Regions from separate parts of the Homo sapiens genome. Here regions 1 and 3 are each linked to region 2. A link is a contact called in ENCODE Hi-C or POLR2A ChIA-PET data. All regions are on one chromosome and are shown on one strand. The core of a region is the stretch at or near the end of the contact, and the rest is flanking DNA. Distances in the headings are between cores, read along the strand shown. Region 1 has its middle 16 kb from the start of FIGNL2. Region 2 overlaps ACVR1B (activin A receptor type 1B). Region 3 holds the start of ATG101 (autophagy related 101).

The links. Hi-C counts contacts between places; a loop is a spot of excess contacts on that map. ChIA-PET counts read pairs that join two places held with the same protein, here RNA polymerase II (POLR2A). Pooled maps may share reads with other maps.
Region 1: POLR2A ChIA-PET joins it to region 2 with 16 read pairs in BJ. The contact joins two enhancer-like sites. A Hi-C loop is called at or near these places in 3 of 168 maps with a recorded cell type or tissue (B cell, CD4-positive, alpha-beta memory T cell and heart left ventricle) and 5 of 50 pooled maps. POLR2A ChIA-PET finds 5 or more read pairs at or near these places in 6 of 52 experiments (AG04450, BJ, H1 and 3 more).
Region 3: a loop to region 2 is called in a pooled map, with 2.1 times the contacts of the local background. The contact joins the promoter of ATG101 here to the enhancer-like site in region 2. A Hi-C loop is called at or near these places in 5 of 37 single-sample maps with no recorded cell type and 11 of 50 pooled maps. POLR2A ChIA-PET finds 5 or more read pairs at or near these places in 2 of 52 experiments (T-cell and activated CD4-positive, alpha-beta T cell).

Annotation. Positions count from the first base shown.
Region 1 is chr12:51,863,038-51,867,061 of GRCh38, forward strand. No RefSeq gene overlaps it. Among named protein-coding and RNA genes, the nearest start is that of FIGNL2, 16 kb to the left of the region's middle. RefSeq lists an enhancer at 1-487. Within about 2 kb of position 1,251, at least 3 of the 41 ENCODE cell types and tissues checked have a DNase peak (open chromatin) inside an H3K27ac peak, as active enhancers do.
Region 2 is chr12:51,974,622-51,979,127 of GRCh38, forward strand. It overlaps ACVR1B (activin A receptor type 1B), which reads left to right. Exons shown (of 9, transcript NM_004302.5): 2 at 644-883; 3 at 1,706-1,954. Among named protein-coding and RNA genes, the nearest start is that of ACVR1B, 25 kb to the left of the region's middle. Within about 2 kb of position 3,055, at least 3 of the 41 ENCODE cell types and tissues checked have a DNase peak (open chromatin) inside an H3K27ac peak, as active enhancers do.
Region 3 is chr12:52,068,164-52,072,042 of GRCh38, forward strand. ATG101 (autophagy related 101) reads left to right here and starts at 1,815. Exons shown (of 4, transcript NM_021934.5): 1 at 1,815-2,079; 2 at 2,191-2,320. RefSeq lists enhancers at 1,281-1,570, 1,448-2,163.

The DNA of each region.
Region 1 (4,024 bases), core at 1-2,500, 110 kb before region 2:
GCAGGTACTCCTTAAACGGTGATAATAAGGTCATCATCCCTTCATCCCTTCACAGCCTGCGTCTTCGGGTTAGGCCTAGGAGGGCAGCCTCCTGCTGAGCCTCTGCACTAGAATACCAAACTCAGCGTGAGGCTCTTTGGGCTTTCAGCTTACTCTCTCTTGCCTCAAACAGGATGATCCCCTGTGGAAGATTTCTTCTCCTTTCCTTTTTCCTTGACCCCTTCCCTCCCTCCCTTCCAGTCTCTACTCTGCCCTGCCTCTAACAGGAAGCCTTCCTTGACTAATGTCTCTCCATTCTCTGCCAACCTCCCCACTGCCTCCGTGTAGGTTCTGGCCTTCCAGCCCAGAGCTCTATCCACCCTACTCCATTGCCCATGCCCCCAGTACAAACCGTGGGCTTTCTCCGTGCCAGCTCAAGGGAGGTCTGACCCCATGGGGACGCCTGACTGCAAAGGGAAGGATGCCGCCTTCCACCGCAGCACCACCACAGCTCCGTGGACCCGCTGGGAAAGGGGTGGGGCTGGCGAGGAGGAGGCCACCTGCCAGAGTGGCAGCAGACAGGCCAGCTAAATCCTTGACCTATGATTTAAGAGGTCGGGCATAGTTCAATAGAGCCCTCCAGGCTGAGTCCCAGCTCATTCACACAGGTCAGAGGGATGAGGGGCAAGGCGGAGAGGAGGGCCGTCTCCTCCGAGGGCCCTTGGCTTCCTCCCTAGCCTTCTGGGGCATAATCCAGCCTGAAAACCACAAAAACCCTGAAAACCACCAGCTCCATTCCCATCAGCGTAGATGCCCCCTCTGAGAGGCCGGGGGAGGAGGGCGGGGCCGGGAGGGGGTGGGCAGCAGGGCAGGAAAGTGGAGATTTAGGCAGGCACAGCGCCTGGCACACAGCAAGGGCGGGAAAGGCTCCTCCCTCTGCTAACCGCGGCGCCCTTTGTTAGGTCCCGAGACGCAGCGGAGCTGCCTGGCTTCCAGGTCGGCCCTGGTCTCTGCTCCCCTCCGTTGCCTTTGGAATTTGCCCTCAGACCTGGACCCTACCAGGGAACAGCGGGATTGTCTGATGGAATTCCACGTGCAAACCGAGAGAGGTTTTGCCATAAATTCTAGTCCGGCCCCGGGAGGAGGGCCACGCCTGGGCCCCACTCCCCATCACCCTCCCGCCTCCCAGACCCCCGGCACAGGGCCTCCCCAGGCCGTGCCCCGGGCTGCCCCTGGGAGCGCTATGCAAATGAGATGCAAAGTAGGCCGAGGCAGCCGCAAAGATTGGCTGCCGCAGAGGCTCAGTCCGCCCAATCCCCGGCCGCCCGCCATCCTGGGCGCCCCCGGCCCGGGGCCCGGTCCCGCCCGTAAATCAGCTCCGTCAGCGTTAATGGCTCCTGACTAATTGCCTGGACTTGGGCTCCGGGCTCGGGTCGCCAGCATTAAAATTCAATCAGGCCTAGCGCTATGCTATTAAATATTCATTGGGAGAGCTTCCCGAAATCGGGCTGGGGGATGGGGACGGACTGGGTTGGAGGGACTACCCGAATCCTCAGCTCCAGAGGAGGTGCCGCTCCTCCCCAGCGTGCTGTCAGCTTCTGCAGCGGCTGCCGGGCTTCCATTCGGCTGGGTCTGATTTCTCTCTGGAGGTCCCTGCGCCCTCTCTAGAGACTTTTGGGAGACTGAGCTGCCCTGCAGAAGGAATGTTAAGTTATGCCAAGGGGGCTGTGTCTGCTCAACGCCTGGTCACCTCGCCGCACGACCCTTTACCCAGTGCCCACCATGAGCTCCTATTCATGCTGGAACCTTAGGTCCCACCGGGAGTGGAAGAGCTCCAGGGCACAGAAGGCTTAATCTTTAGAAGAGCCCCTACTTCCCTGGCCCTACTGCCGGGTTTTTATGGAGCTACACTGGCCATCCTCAGCGTGGCTAGAGAGAGCATCAGTCTGGGCAGCTCCGGGTGTGTGCTGGAAGGGAGTAGTGGGCTTTGTACAGTCCTCCCCTCCTCTTCCCTGCCCTCAGGAATGCAGCCTGTCCGAGCTCCTGGGCCCCTGGCCTGATGCTGAGCAGGCTGCCTGGAAGTTCTCAAAGAGGGTACCAAGGGGGAGGGGGCTGGGCCTGAGGGGGCCCTTGGGAGTGTCAGGGACTTAAGCAGAAACTGCATCCTCCACCCACACACACACACAATAGTCAGAGGGTTATGAAGAGGGCTTAGCAGATGTGATGACAGCCATGGCTCAAGGACTGGGTGAGCCACTCAAATAAAGACCAAGAGTTTTTCTAGGCCCTCTATGATGTATTGACACATCTCTTCACGCGGCAGCTCTAGTCCTCAGACAAGGAGGTATTTGGGTCGGGAGGAAGAGAAAGTCTTGGGAAGTGTGCTAGGAGAGACTCATTTCCCTCCTCTGGATTTTCAAGGACTCCTCAGGAGCAAACCACCTGTTCACAGGGCTTGTCCCCTGCCCTTTGGACTGCTCCTTGCTCCTAGTGCCTGAGGATGGTGCAAGGAATTAACCCTGTGGGGCATGGGGGGAGGCTCCGACTGCCAGAGCCACAGAGCACCCGCAGACGCTGCAGGGGAGGGGTGGAGGCTGAGGGTACCGGTCTCTGCAAGGCCAGAAGCCATCAGGACTCCAAGAGGGTTGTAAATTCAGGGAATACTGTTTTGATGGACACTGGAAGGAACTTCTTGGTCGGCAATCTCTGAGAGCATCAACCCTTGGCCGTGCAGGAAGCCTGGAATTCCTGCCTGAGGACCCCTACTCCCCCAGGGTGTAGATGATGATCTTACAGCAAGTGGGGTCCAAGGAGCACCCTCTCTCCAGAAACCAGGCAGGCCCCAGGGCAGAATGCGTCTGGCAGCGATTAGGAGGAGAGCTGGGGCTGGGAGGCCTCAGACTTCAGCAGGTCAGGAGCGACCCCAGCCAAGTGTCCGATTCCAAAGCCAAACGTCACAGGCAATCCGGGATTCCAAACTCACCCCACGTGTGGTTCCCATTAGGGCTGGCTGGGGTCTTCCTGAAGGCCAGGCCAGATTCCTGAGCCCCTCCCCCAGGACAACCCCTCCCTCTGCAGGCAGTTTGGAATGTCTTACTAGCCCCATGGGGTGGCCTGCCAGCACCCACCCTTGGGAATTTCCAGGGGTATCCAACTCTAAATAGGCCTCTCCACCCACTAGATGATGATGTTTTGCAATCCCTCAGAGGGGACAAAGGGATAGGAGACTTTAAACCTTTAACTTCCCAGGGTGGGCCAATCCCTGAAGATCCCTACAGTGTGCCTGGGGAGTCTTCCCCATCTCCCGGTCAGCCACTTTTGTTCAGGCCTCAGCCCCTCTGGCCTGGACAACTGCAACTGCCCCCATTCACCTTCTGCTACCAGTCCATTCCTCCACACTGCCCCTGAGCGAGTGTCCTAAAACTCAGGCCTGTTATTCGGATTGTTTCCCTCCTTGCACAACTTCCAATAGCTTTCCAGCAACTCTGAAGCCATTGAAGACTGGTGGCCAGTGGGCCAAATCTAGTCCCATTATGTTTGTGTCCTGTGTAGTTAGGGCACTCACATAATTAAACTTTTTTAAAAATAGTTGTCAAGATTTAAAAGCCAGGAGGCAACACCAAAATCTACATTTATTAAAAAAAATTTTTTTTTGGCTGGGCATAGTGACTCACGCCTGTAATCAGAGCACTTTGGAAGGCGAGGTGGGCAGATCACTTGAGCCCAGGAATTAGAGACCAGCCTGAGCAACACGGCGAAACCGCGTCTTTACAAAAAAAAAAAAAAAAAAAGGAAACAACAACAAAAAAACATAGCCAGGTGTGGTGGTGTGTGCTTGTAGTCCCAGCTACTCAGGAGACTAAGGTGGGAGGATTGCTTGAGCCCAGCAGGCAGAGGCTGCAGTAAGCTGAGTGGCGTGGTGCCATTGTACTCCAACCTGGGTGACAGAGTGCAACCCTGTTTAAAAAAAAAAAAAAAAAATTTAAGGCGGAGTCTTGCTTTGTCCCTCAGGCTGGAGTGCAGTGGTGCAATCATAGCTCACTGC
Region 2 (4,506 bases), core at 1,805-4,304:
ATTCTCACAATAACTTCATGAGGGAGGCTCTCAAGTTCTCTTTGGAGGATATCATTTTTGCCCCTCGTGAATGAGAGGGGCACCTGACTTGGACTTCTAAAGGCAGGAGGACAATAATGGAGTGGTCAGGGAAAGCTTTTCAAAAGAAGTGACATTTGAGTTGAATTTTGAAGGATATGTAAGAAGTAGGCAGGAAAAAAGCATTGCAGCAAAAGAATGTGTGAGAGCATGCATGCTGCAGGAAGCCGTGGGTGTGCTTGGTTCCTGCTGGGGGAGATAGGGCTGGTGATAGCTCCAGGAACCCTAGGTGGCTCTGCATGAAGTGGGGGGCAGCCCCACATTCTCCAAAAGGAAGATGCTTTCCTCTTGTCAGGCATCTCAATTTGAAGAAAAGGTAGTTCCTCTGTCTCTCACAGGCATAAAGTAGAGCACTTAGAGGATAATAGTGGAGCTTCAAAAGCCTTGTTTGTGAGCTAAATAAACAGGTGAAGTTGTGCTCAGTTAAGGATATCTTTTTGGCCCCATCTCTATAAAAACTGTTTTGGAACATCAAGTATGCTAAGGGATTATATTCTAAGTTTGGAAAAGGACCTGCAAAAGATCTCACCATTGATGTCAATGTCTGCTCCCCAATTTCCTGCAGCTCTGCTGTGTGCGTGCACCAGCTGCCTCCAGGCCAACTACACGTGTGAGACAGATGGGGCCTGCATGGTTTCCATTTTCAATCTGGATGGGATGGAGCACCATGTGCGCACCTGCATCCCCAAAGTGGAGCTGGTCCCTGCCGGGAAGCCCTTCTACTGCCTGAGCTCGGAGGACCTGCGCAACACCCACTGCTGCTACACTGACTACTGCAACAGGATCGACTTGAGGGTGCCCAGTGGTGAGTGCATGCCCTTGTTGGGCTAGTGGCTCAGCTTGGAGATAGGGTACCCCGTCATTTCATTTTTTTCTACTCTTGCCCACTCACTTGGTTTGACGATAAAGATGCCTTTTGGATGTTCCCGAAGGTGACAAAGGCTGGGGTTTCTCAGCAGTTGCTTTTGTAGATTAGAGGGTGAGGAAGCAGATTTTCAAGTTAGTCCCAGAGGTGCCCGCAGTGTTTAGAGTAGTGGCTTAGCAGCCATAGGCAGCGGTGAGGAGTGGAAGAACCAGGCAGGGATTCCCACGGGAGGATGTGGGACTGATCCAGAAAGAGATGGCCCCAGAGCCGAGCAAAGGTGACTCCTCAAGGGAGGATGATGGTTAGATGTGAGGAGGGACCAGAATAGGAAAAGGCCAGTGACCAAAGCCGAGAAACACCACATACCATCCTTTTGCAAGCCTACCATTCAGGAGGCATTACTGTGGAGCCCACAGGAAAAGGAGAGAAACTAAAGCAGAGCTTAGAGGAGCTGTGGGAAGTTAAAGGGCAGAAACAGGCATCTGTGTAGGGGCCTGAGGCGGGGATAGTACCACGAAATGCGTGAGGTGACAAAGTGGGTTGTGGGTTTGACTGTGGAAAGAGGTGCCTTAACTAAAGAAGTTGGGCATTTGAGAGCATCTAGGCAGCAAGACTAGCCCAGAAGATTAGAGAGATCAAGGGAGCCTGAACACATCGACAGGGAAAGGGGTCTTTTTCACTCTTCACTTTGAGGGGGGTGTTTTTACTCTTTCCCTTGTTTTTACTTCTCATTCTTTCCCTCTCCTCTCTCACTTGACTCAGGTCACCTCAAGGAGCCTGAGCACCCGTCCATGTGGGGCCCGGTGGAGCTGGTAGGCATCATCGCCGGCCCGGTGTTCCTCCTGTTCCTCATCATCATCATTGTTTTCCTTGTCATTAACTATCATCAGCGTGTCTATCACAACCGCCAGAGACTGGACATGGAAGATCCCTCATGTGAGATGTGTCTCTCCAAAGACAAGACGCTCCAGGATCTTGTCTACGATCTCTCCACCTCAGGGTCTGGCTCAGGTACCAAGTTCTTCAGGGCATCATGTCTGTGGTTGGCTTTCATCAGTTTCCCAGCAGGATAGAGTGCTTGTAGAGAAGGCTGGAGGCCCTGCATTTGTTTCTACCAGCATTGAGTCATTTGGTTTCCTAGTTCCCCTTCTTTTGGAGTCTGACGTGTAATAAGATAAGATAATGGGTTCACAGAAAATCTCTCATTCCGTGGGATTCCCAAGGTCTAGTACACAATTATCCACTACAGAAGTCCTGCCTCTCTAAGCTTTGCAACTGTACGTACATCTATTAAAATTCAGCTGGTCCCACCTGAGCAGTGGAGTGCTCAATTTCAGGGCCCCTTTTGAGAAACAGGAGTGTGCCAGATTCCTGTGAGGTGGTGACAGCTAATCATTGATCTCTGAGCAACCACAAGGGGAGTTTAAGGACATCCAGTAAAGCTTAGAGTTGGGATTTGGTGAATCATTGACTTGTACCAGTTGCCCAAGGGTTTTTGGTGGGGGTGAAAATAAAGGCAGTGTGGGCCTCCAGCATAGCATCAGCACTATTTCCTGTACTGCCTTTTGTTGACCAAGTCTTTCTCAGATGAGGGAAATGAACCAAACACTGGACCTTGGCATAAGACGAGAATTTAAGATAAAGGAGCTCGGGGTTGTTTAGGTCTCAGGGTATAGCTCAGCTAGCTATTAAATGTGAACATGAATGCAAAAGAATTTTTTTACTTACTTATTTATGTATTTATTTATTTAGAAACAGAGTCTTGCTCTGTTTCCCAGGCAGGAGTGCAGTGGCGCAATTTCCGCTCTCTGAAACCTCCACCTGCCTGGTTCAAGTGATTCTCCTGCCTCAGCCTCCTGAGTAGCTGGGATTACAGGAATGCGCCACCACAGCGACTAATTTTTGTATTTTTAGTAGAGACAAGGTTTCGCCACATCAGTCAGGCTGGTCTTGTGTTCTTGACCTCAAGTGATCCGCCTGCCTCGTAAAGAATTTTTTTAATGAAGATAAACCATTATTTTTGTGACAATGGTATTGCATTCCTTTTTTTTTTTTTTTTTTTTTGTTTTAAGATATGGTCTCGCTCTGTTGTTGCCCAGGCTGCAGTGCCATTGTGCAATCACAGCTGACTGCAGCCTTAACCTCCTGGGCTCAAGAGATCCTCCACCTTAGTCTCCTGAGTAGCTGAGATGTCAGGCATGTGCCACCAAGCCTGGCAATTTTTTTTTTTTTTTTTTTTTTTGTGGAAGGTTTCACTTTGTTGCCCAGGCTGGTCTCAAATTCTTGGCTTCAAGTCCATTCTTAAAAAAGAAAAAAAACATCCACAAAGATCACTGTTGCCATTCTAGCTAAAACGCAGAGGATCTTATTTGTGAGAACTTTGCGTGTTTTTATGTATGTTTCCTTGACGTGGGACAAGACTGTTGTTCTGTGGGGAAATTATGCCATCAGTCATGCCCAGACATTCTGCTTGACACGGGAGTACTTTGAGCTGTGACATCTCCTGAATTTCAGTGGCTTTGCTTTTATTAAGCTCTGCAGTAGAGAGCACCAAAATGATGGATATATTTAAAAGCTGCATATTTTTAGAAACAGCAAAAATCTAGGGCTTGTTCCTTGTTGAAAGAGGTAGGGCAGTGGTTAGAACCTCCTGGCTGACTGTGGGAATTGATTTGCTGCTAGAGGAGGGTAGATTGGGTTTTCCAAAGTCTTTTTAAGACCCAGACCAGCTGAAACAAGGGAAGGGCCATGGTAGTTGTTTAGTCGTCTGTGGTAAAATGGTTAATAACTATTTCCCTCTGAGTGGTTTAGTATATTCTTCATTCAGAATATGCAGAGCTTCCAAGGTGTTAGGTTTCTAATAATGTGGTTTTTAAAGTAGTAAGTCCATGCTGCTCATATGACTTTCAATTCATTTAAATAAGTATATACTGAATACCTTCTGGGTGATATGGTTTTAAACAGATTAGAAAGAGCCTGACCCGGCCAGGCGCGGTGGCTCACGCCTGTAATCCCAGCACTTTGGGAGGCTGAGGTGGGTGGATCATGAGGTCAGAGGAGATCCAGACCATCCTGGCTAACATGGTGAAACCCTGTCTCTACTAAAAATACAAAAAATTAGCCGGGCGTGGTGGCGGCGCCTGTAGTCCCAGGTACTCAAGAGGCTGAGGCAGGAGAATGGTGTGAACCTGGGAGGCGGAGCTTGCAGTGAGCCGAGATCACGCCACTGCACTCCAGCCTGGGCAACAGAGCGAGACTCCGTCTCAAAAAAAAAAAAAAAAAAAAGGCTGACCCAGGATTGGATCAGAGAGACAGGAATTGTTGGGAAGAGTCTCACAGAGGAGGGCACATTTAAAGGAGTCTTGAGGCCGGGCAGATCACATGAGGTCAAAAGTTTGAGACCAGCCTGACTAACATGGTGAAACCTCGTCTCTACTAAATACAAAAAATTAGCCGGGTGTAGTGGCACACGCCTATAATTCCAGCTACTTGGGAAGCTGAGGCAGGAGAATTGCTTGAACCCGGGAGGCAGAGGTTGCAGTGAGCCCAGATCATGCCATTGC
Region 3 (3,879 bases), core at 565-3,064, 92 kb after region 2:
AGCCTCCCAAGTAGCTGGGATTACAGGTGCCTGACACCACACCTGGCTTTTTTTTTTTTTTTGTATTTTTGGTAGAGATGAGGTTTCACCATATTGGCCAGGCTGGTCTCAAACTCCTGACCTCGAGTGATCCATCAGCCTCGACCTCCCAAAGTACCGGGATTACAGGCATGAGCCATCACACCCGACTTTTTTTTTTTTTTCTTTTTGAGACAGGATCTTGTTTTGTCATTCAGCCTGCAATGCAGTGGCGTGATTATAGCTCACTGCAGCTTCAACCTCCTGGGCTCAGGTGATCCTCCACCTCAGCCTCTGAAGTAGCTGGGACTACAGGGGTACACCAACACGCCCAGCTAAATTTTTAATTTTTATTTTAAAGATGGGAGTCTCACTATGTCGACCAGGCTGGTCTTGAACCCCCGGCCCCAGGTGATGCTCTGTCCTAAGCCTTCCAAAATGTTGGGATCACAGGCGTGAGGCACCCCAATGGGCCAGAAAATGAGCATGGTAATCCCCAGCTAACACCTTAAGAATGCCTCCTGGCCGGTCGCGGTGGCTCACGCCTGTAATCCCAGCACTTTGGGAGGCCGAGGCGGGCAGATCACGAGGTCAGGATATCGAGACCATCCTGGCTAACACGGTGAAAACCCGTCTCTACTAAAAAAAATACAAAAAAAATTAGCCGGGCGTGGTGGTGGGCGCCTGTAGTCCCAGCTACTCGGGAGGCTGAGGCAGGAGAATGACGTGAACCCAGGAGGCGGAGCTTGCAGTGAGCCGAGATAGCGCCACTGCACTCCAGCCTGGGCGACAGAGCGAGACGCCGTCTCAAAAAAAAAAAAAAAAAAAAAAAAAAAAAAAATACTGCCTCCTATTGGAGGTGGGTGCATTAACCGAGCTCTCGAAGCCCTGTCTGCTCTGGGCTTACAATCTACATGGAGAACCAAATGCGCTCCAGGAAGTTACACAGCACTAAAAATACACTTGTATTCATATTAGACTTTACAGGTCACAGAAATCTTTCATATGAGTTATCTCCTGTGATCCTCACAACAGCCACCTGTTTATAGAGAGCATCAGAAAGGATGAGTGATGTTGAGGGTCACGCAGAGAAGCAATGGCCGAATTACTAGCCTCCGAAGGACTGTCACCAGATTGGTCACCATGGGGTATCAAGTAGTGCTGCTGCATAAAGGCAACACTGAGAGATGAAGCCCCTTTCTCCAGCATCTGTGTGGGTGGAGGGCCAGGGATCCCGTCTGTTACGCACATTCAACAAACTCAAGTTTTGCCATCCACTGGGCGTCCTGCAGTACAGCGGTGTGGGCTCATCTCCAGGACCTCTCTCTACGGGGTACGCCCCTCATCTTGCGGTGATCAGTGTTCCTTCCAGACCTCTCAGTCCGGACTGAGTTGGGCACCGCGTCAGCGTCTCCCGGCCAGGCTCGCCGCCGATGACTCCGCTCGGCCTAGGGAGGCGGCCGAGAGCCCGTAGGGCTCCTCCTTCCCTCCAGTCTCTATGGCGGAAGTGAGTTGTACGGGCCGAAACACCACAGCGTTCTCGGTGGTGGGCTGAATGGACTCGTCCACATGAGGGGGATCTTCATCACCATCAACTCTTAAAATCCGAGACATAACCACGAAAGGAGCAGCCCCCAGATCAGAGAGCAACGCATGACTATCTGCGTGTGCTTCTGTGACTACGCGGATGTTGTGGGCGGCTACATGCGTGCGGGGGCCCGGCGAGCTGGGCAGGTGCCCCCTCCGGGGCCGTGGGATCTGGTGAGCTTCCCGGCGCGCGGGGGGCGGTGCGGCTTCCGGTCCCGGCTCAGCCTCCGACCCAGGTGGTCTGGAGCCTGCCGGGAGAGTGGTGGCATCTGAGAGGCTGGTCGTGGACTGTGGTTGGGGGAGGTGGGAGCTGTTTTAACCGTGTGCCCCCTCTCCTGTGCCGGCGTGGGCATCCCCCGGGGCAGTGGAACGCGGGCGCTCCTCCAGCTTCCGAGTCCAGCCAGCCTGGGCGCGGGGCGCCGCCCCCGAGACACCCGAGGAGTCCGTTCCTCCCTGGTTACGTGGACTGTGGAGGTTCGCGCGTAGTGGCGGCGGGGGATACGGGACCCGGGCGGGAATTCCTTCCTGCGTCCGTCCCGAGTCTCTTGATATGGAGCCAAGTAAGTTTTCTGGTTTTGCTTTTAGCTGGTCTCTTGTGGCTCAGCGCCGTGCGGAGGTTGAAGCGTACCTGCGGAGGTCGCACCAGGGCGTGAGGAGGAGGAGGAAGGGCATGAGCCGAGCTTGAGGAATCCGTGCTCCAAACTCTACACTCAAGGTGGGAATGGGCGCACCCTGTGCTCCAGCCAGGCTTGAGAAGGCGGCTGTTAGCCTCTGCCACTCGGGGGGACAAGAGGGACGAGACTTTCCAGACCCTACTCTGGTGGGCCCTGCTTGCTCACTGCTCACTGTGTGGGGCAGGGGACAACAAGGTTTTCACAGACCAAATGTGGCAGCTGTGGGAAGGAGAATGGGGTTGGTCAGGACTGACTTCTTGGAGGAGTGGATCCTAAAATAGCACGTAGAATGAGGGAGGAGCCCAGGCTTGGGGCACAAGTGAGATGTGTGGCTTGTGTGAACGATTGCGGGGGACACAAGAGGGAGAAGTCGTGGAAGAAAGGGAGCCGGACCAGAGCCGGGAGTCTCTAGATGGGAAGAAAACTGCTGGATGGAGTAAAACTGGAGGGCAAAACGAGCAAGAGAGCCCTTCTCCTTCTTGATCCAAGCATGTAGGAGAAACTAATCCAGCAACCCCTGGAAGAACCTGGAATTCCTGGGTTGGGCTCAATTGAGCAGTTGTTTTGTAGAAGGTACTAGGAATTACCATTATAGTGATGAATGGAATATAGTCTCTGCCCTATAAGCAGAATATAGGAATTGTTTGCCTAGTGGTAGAGACAAAAACAAAACGTGATGGTGCTTGATAGTACAGGTAGACGCGAGCTGATCGCCAGCTGAGAGGCAGAGCTGGCCTGATCTCTGTGCGGTCCACAGACCGTTGCCCTGTATCCTGTGCTGAGCAACAGTTTAAAAGGGGCAGACACAAACTGAAATATACTTTTTATATTCACCATCTGTCAACCAGATGAGTGAAATATACTTAGAGGAGAGCTGCTAGGATTCCATGCAGATAAGATGTGATGTGGAACAGACATGTTTTTGAGGACTGGGGACCTTCAGCCTGTAGAAGGGGTGAGGGGGTGGTGGAATAGCTGCCCCTAAATAAAAACTCACTTGTGGAAAAGAGGTGAGACTTATTTTGTGTGGCTTTGGGTACCAAAACTAAAACTAAAAGTGGTTTGAAGCACTAAGAGACAGATTCTTCAGCAGAAAGAATAACTGGACTGGGTGCGGTAATCCCAGCACTTTGGGAGGCCGAGGCGGGTGGATCTCTTGAGCTCAGGAGTTCGAGACCAGCCTGGGTAACATGGCAAAACCCTTTCTTTACCAAAAATACAAAAAATTAGCCAGGTGTGGTGGTGTTCGCCTGTGTTCCCAGCTGCTTGGGAGGCTGGGATGGGAGCCTGGGAGGCAGAAGTTGCAGTGAGTAGAGATTGTGTCACTGTATTGCAGCCTGGGTGATGGAGTGAGACCCCATTTCATAAATAAAATAAATAAATAAATCAGAATAACTGAATAGAACTTCCTGAACATTGACTGGTTGTTGTGAGAGCTAGTGAATTCCCAGTCAGGGGAGGTTTGCAAGCTGAATACTCTGAGTTATAAGGAACTTGAAGCTCCCTCTCCCTCTGGGCATGTATTTAGTTATTATGTTCTAGTTCTCAAGTCTCTTGTTCTCTCCTTCCTACTCTCTCTACCACTGCTGTGTTATAGCCT